2 separate regions of the Homo sapiens genome follow, and region 1 is linked to region 2. Evidence: chromatin contacts called from ENCODE Hi-C or POLR2A ChIA-PET data. All regions are on one chromosome and are shown on one strand. The core of a region is the stretch at or near the end of the contact, and the rest is flanking DNA. Distances in the headings are between cores, read along the strand shown.

Region 1 (2,977 bases), core at 317-2,816, 3.7 Mb after region 2:
TGAAAGAAGAGGCAGAATTCACAAAGAACCAAACAGAACATGTATTTTAGAAAACAATATTGTCACTGACATTAAAATGAATGGGTCTAACCAGTCCCACTGGGTGAATGAATATAATAACCTCCTTTTCTATTCCTCATTTTAAATTATACTTAGCTGTGTTTCTTTGCAAGTTTGTCAAACAGGTTATATTCGGTGAACCCACAGTTCAAATAATATGGCGTTAGAAATAAAATACAGTCATGCGTTGCCTAACGACGAGATACGTTCTGAGAAACGCCTCATTAGGCAATTTCATTGTTGTGCAAACATCATGAAGTATACTTAACACAAACCTACATATTATAGCCTTATGATTCTAGACTACAAACTTTTATAGCATATTACTGTACTGAATAATGTAGGTAACTATAACACAATGTTGTGTTTGTGTTTCTAAACAGAAAGGGTAGTATGTTGCACTACGATGTTACAACATCACTAAGCAACAGGAATTATCCATTATAATCTTAAGGGACCACAGTCACATAATGTAATCAGACATTGAAATATTATGTGGTGCACGAGTGTATTCAAAAAGTGCTGCCAGGCCACTGCCCTCCAGCCTGAGACAGAGTGAGACTCCTTCTCTGAAAAAATAAAAGTGCTGCTAGTCAATCCAATGTAAAAATATAAACTTCCTGTCATTATCAATTCATTTCCTTGAACCTAAAAATAATCTCTCAACAAAATGAGTCTTCCTTACTTCTGCGGTAAAGTCCTTTCTTTTTTTCTTGTCCTTTGTTCCAAGGAGAAAGGATTCACTCGGGTCCCTGTGAGAAGAGCTTCTTTAGCACTCTAAAATTAGAAAAGTATACCCAGGAGAGAGCAGGTTCCTTCCAGTTCCCTAGGAGAGTAGAGCACCAAATATTTCTCCTAGGTCTTGCTTTGTGGCTGTATGTGTGTCCTTGCTGGTACTGATGATGCCTTCCATATAAGGACTCAGACTCCACTAGCTGCCAGATTTCTGCTTGAAACACTGCCCGCTAGCGTTGAAGCTTTCAAACGATTTTAATCCATGGTGATGAAGCAAGAACAGTGTTTTCTGTACACTGCATCTACCCTATACTCTCTGTTTCTACCCCTCACATCTCCAAATTAGGGGGCTTCACTGGCTTTGTGCCTTGGTTTTTTCCACTCACCTGTGTGATCTCAGGAGGCAGAGTTTCAAGTTAGTCATCAGTGATTTCCTCAAGTCCATTTGTCTTATATTTAGCAGCAATTCCTTAGTGCTTCTGGCACGCAATAAGACTAAAACTGAGAGATCTCCACCTTTATAAGCATTTTTCATTTTAATCAATGGTCTTAATGGGAGTAGTTAGATCTGCACATTCTTCTAACCACCCAGGAGTCCTTATCCAACAACAGTGCACTTGTGTATGTTTTCATCCATGTGACGTAAGTGTATCAGCTAGTTGTTAAAGTGCAAAGACTAACAGTCTGTCTTAACACATATTTCCATACCAAAAAATCACTTTATTTCACAACGTGACAAAGTCCACATTAGGATTTGTTGGCAAATTAAAATTCTTTACTCACAAAATGATAAAAGGAAGGAGACACAGCTCAAAGTTAATGTGTAAGAGTTAACAGAATCAATACAAGTGAATAGCTGTGGAGCCCAGGGGATGCAGGAATCAAGGCAGACAAAGATATCTGTTGAATTAAATTAATGTTAGGTCACTACCCATGGTTGACATCACAGAAGTGGATAAGCATACCAGAGTAAACAAAGGAATCCTTTCTTAAACAAAAAACCCATACAACTTATTTTACTCCCTTATCGAGAAATATTTTCAAAATATAAGCCCATTCCTGGTAGGTTAAGACCAATTCAGATGACTGCATTGCCATTCCAGGGCCAAGAAAGCAACTTTAAAAACATGACCTACGCTATGGTCTAAATGTGTCCCTCAAAATGCACATTTTGAAATCCTAACTCCCGAACTGACGGTTTTAGCAAGTGGCATCTTGGGAAGTGAGGAATGGGATTAAGGTCCTTATAAAATAGGCCCAAGCGAGGGCCTCTGCCTCTCCACCATGCGAGGACAGAGCCAGAAGGTGCTATCCACTAAAGAGAAAGCACCCCTCCCTAGACACACCTTATTCTGTGACATTCCAGCCTTCAGAAATGTGAAGAATAAACTTCTGTGGTTCATAAACTACCCAGTCTAGGATATTTTGTTATGGAAGCCCAAAAGGATCAAGCCATTCCAAAATAGCATTGTTGCCCACACCATCTTTTTGAACCTCACTTAGGGTAACACCATACCCATTCGGAGTTAAGCCCTTCCTAACTCTTAAGTATCAACGTGCTTGGAAACGTGAGCAATCCTGACACGTTTTTTCTTCCTAAAGAACAATACATACTAATAATAGGATCGGCTAATAATACTAGATTCTATGCATGAAGCCTAGTATTTAAAAGCATGCAATCTGGAGCTAGACCGCCTGGGAACAAATCCCAGCTTACTAGACAAGCTGTTTAACCTTTTACTTGGTCTCATTTAACTCATTTGTAAAACGAGGGCAATTTCTGATTTCATAGGGTTGCTACGTGGATTTTAAAAAGCCCCTTGCAATATAGCCTAATATTCAGAACTCAATAACATGAACTGTCTTAAAAGGTTTCCAGAAAAAATCCCCAACAGGTTAGGTCGGCTTATCATTACAACGCTTTCCGGTATAAGGGAGATGAATAGCTATTTAGCACCACACAATTTCTCCTCTGGGCTCGGAACAGCTCTCGGTAGACTACGATCCCTTTCCGACGTGGAAACTTCAGATAAAAACGCTCCCCGAGGTCCGAGGCCAGTACGGGGCGGAGCCAGGACGCGGGCCAGAGTCCCCCGAAGGACGGTGCCTCTCTGGCCCCAAGAAGTACAGCTTTTATTTTGCAGCAATCTGAGCCAACCCGAGAAGATTCTGAAGCTTCCAA
Region 2 (2,786 bases), core at 13-2,512:
TTGTGGAAACTTGGAACCCTCAAACATTGGTGATGGGAATGTAAAATGATTCATTCAGCTGCTGTGGAAAACTTTTTGGCAGTTCCTGGAAAAGTTAAACATAGAATTACCCTATGACCCAGAAAGTCCACTCCTAGGTATGTATCCAAAAGAACTGGGAACAGGTACTCAAATATGTGTACAGGCATGTTCAGAGCAGCACTATTCACAATAGCCAAAAGGTGGAAGTAACCCAAATATCTATCAAGGGATGAATGAATAAACAAATTATAATATACACATACAATGGGATATTAATCAGCCATAAAAAGGAATGAAGTACTGATCCACGCCTCAACATGGATGAATCTTAAATACAGGCTAAGTCAAAGAAACGACACAAAAGGCCGCATATTGTATGGTTGCATTTATATGAAATACCCAGAAAAAAGTAAACTCACAGAGATAGAAAATAGCTGAGTCGTTGCCAGGGTCTGGAGGAAGGAGGGACTGGGGAATTACTGCTTAATGGAGTATGGATGTTTCAGAACTAGATAGAAGTGGTTGCTCAACATTATGAATGTAATAAATGCCACCAAATCGTTCGCTTTTAAGTGGTTTATGTTATGCGAATTTCACCTCAAAAAAAAAAAAAGTTAAAAAGCCTTCTCTGCCTTTCTCTGGGGTTGGAGTCTTCCCAATGGATCCAGGGCAAAAGAAACATCCAGCCACTCTGTTTGCGGGAGGAGCAAAGGGTGGCTTGTCCCGACAGTTTGAGCTGTTGTGCATGCATTTACACACGCATTAATTCCAAATGAGTCAGCACAGTGTCCGAGACAGGTCCTGGGCTCCAGTGAGCACAGTCGCTCTCCTGGGGGAGGCACGTTCCACAAATTAACAGAAGTTCTGATAAACTCAGCATAGGGGGATTCGCTGTCCCAAGTATCAAGGAGTCCTAAAAGAAAAGGGCCTATTTCAGTCGGGGGACCTGGACTGAACTAACTCGTGTTCATGGCCGCCAAATCCCGTGTGACAAATGTATTCTTTTGTTGTTCATAGAAATAAAACAGTTTTTCGGGCCGCTTCAGGAGCTCCTCTGCAAAGGTGGGGAAAAAAGGCAACTAAATCAGCACGAGGACGTCAGCCCGAGGATGTCAGGAGCGGGGTCGGTGCGGACGGGCAGGTGGGCGGGGGGGCACCCCGCGCCCCGCCCCAGTCCCCTGGAGGCCGGCGGCCGCAGCTCGGGGAAGTGGGGACTGGCGCGGGGCCGCGCTCCCGCCCTCCTCGGCGGCGCCGACGGACCGGCAGGCGGCGGGCGGTCCGCGAGGGGGCGGCGGCGTCCGGGCTTTGTGGCCGCGGCGCGCGCGGCGGGGCCTGGCCGGCCGGGGGCGCGCCGCCGCCGCCGCCGCCGCCCGGCGTTCGGGAGCCCGCGGCCCTCCCGGCCGCCCTGCTTGCGAGAGGAGCCCAGGCCGCCCGCCCTCGCGCCTCGCCGGCCCCTCCCCCGGTCGCCGCGGCTGCCGCGCCGCCGCTGCAGGTAGGAGGCTCCCCTTCCGGGCGGGCCGCAGCCGGGCGGGGGCGGGGGTGGGGGGCGCGGGCCGGGCGTAGAGGGGGCCGGGGGCCGGCATGGAGGGTTTTCGGGCCGAGCCGCTGCGACCCCGGCCTTGCAGGCTGGGCGCCGGGCGGCCGCCTCTGCGCGCCGCGATGGGACTCGGTGAGTAGGGCCGGCCTGCTGCCTACAAAGCCCCGGGGCGCGGGCCTCTGGGGTACTCAGTGGCGCGCCCACGGCTGGGAGCGGGGTGGGCTTTGGACTCCCGGGCTCGGGGAGCTGCTCGGGGGGAATCCAGGTGACCTGCAGTACCGCGGTCTTCCCATCCCGGCGTCCCCACTGTGTGCTGATCACTGTGCTCGGCGCTTTTCCATACTTGTCTCCTTTAAGACCTCCAGTGCCCCGCCCGTCCAGAGTGTAACGGGAGGGATCCCTCACTTGCAGGATGAAGGCCGAGCATCACATCCTTGCTTGACTGACCTTGGGAAAGCTCCTTTACTCCGAGCCGGGGCTACTGTTTCTGTAAATTAGAGGCGGGGGTCGGGGGGGCGTGGTATAATATCTACCCTCAGGTACTATTGTGAAAGATAATGTATGTAAATGATAACAGCTAAATTTTGAGCACTCTGTATGTACCAGGCCCTAGGTACTAAACAGTTGGCATGAATTATCATTGAATCATCACCCTGGCGCTGTGAGGTAGTTACTGTAAATTGCATGAATAATCTTTATTTAGGAGTACGAAACAGTGAAGAATTTAGTCTCCCTATTCCGATTCAGGAGGTTGGGTATTTCTTAGGCGTGATAACATTTAACATTACAGACGTTCCTGCAGTATCGAGGAGAGTAGTTATAGGATGCAGGGATATATTTGTCATACATTTAAAACTGGAGGTAGGATAATATCAGGGCCAGAGAGTGTGCCTTTCAGCATGTCAGAGCAGATGATTGTATTCCAAGGAAATTGCTGAATATTAATTAAAAAACATAGTTTCTGAGTTAGGATTGAGGATGGCTGTGGGAGTCCAGGGCCAGAGAGAGACATGGGATGGACAAGGGGGAGAAGAAGGATTCTGAAGTCCTGGAGGAAGATGTAGAGGAAGGCACCAGGGTTCACCATCCCTCCCCTGCAGCATTGCTGGGCCAGATTTCATCCCTCCCGTAGAGACCCGGGCTAGGGGACAAAGGCTGCTGGGGCAGGGGGTGGGGAGGGATGTTATAGGTTGTCTCTTTTTACTCCCAGGCCGCCAAAAATATTCAG

What was found. Hi-C counts contacts between places; a loop is a spot of excess contacts on that map. ChIA-PET counts read pairs that join two places held with the same protein, here RNA polymerase II (POLR2A). Pooled maps may share reads with other maps.
Region 1: a loop to region 2 is called in a pooled map, with 4 times the contacts of the local background. The contact joins the promoter of SMC2-DT here to the promoter of MSANTD3 in region 2. A Hi-C loop is called at or near these places in 8 of 50 pooled maps. POLR2A ChIA-PET finds 5 or more read pairs at or near these places in 2 of 52 experiments (HEK293 and WTC11).

The regions. Positions count from the first base shown.
Region 1 is chr9:104,090,908-104,093,884 of GRCh38, forward strand. It overlaps SMC2-DT (SMC2 divergent transcript), which reads right to left and starts at 1,567. Exons shown (of 3, transcript NR_121580.1): 1 at 1,182-1,567. It also overlaps a transcript of SMC2 not described here. RefSeq lists enhancers at 2,685-2,977, 2,817-2,977.
Region 2 is chr9:100,425,881-100,428,666 of GRCh38, forward strand. MSANTD3 (Myb/SANT DNA binding domain containing 3) reads left to right here and starts at 1,263. Exons shown (of 3, transcript NM_080655.3): 1 at 1,263-1,513. RefSeq lists silencers at 1,100-1,329, 1,370-1,599, 1,640-1,759.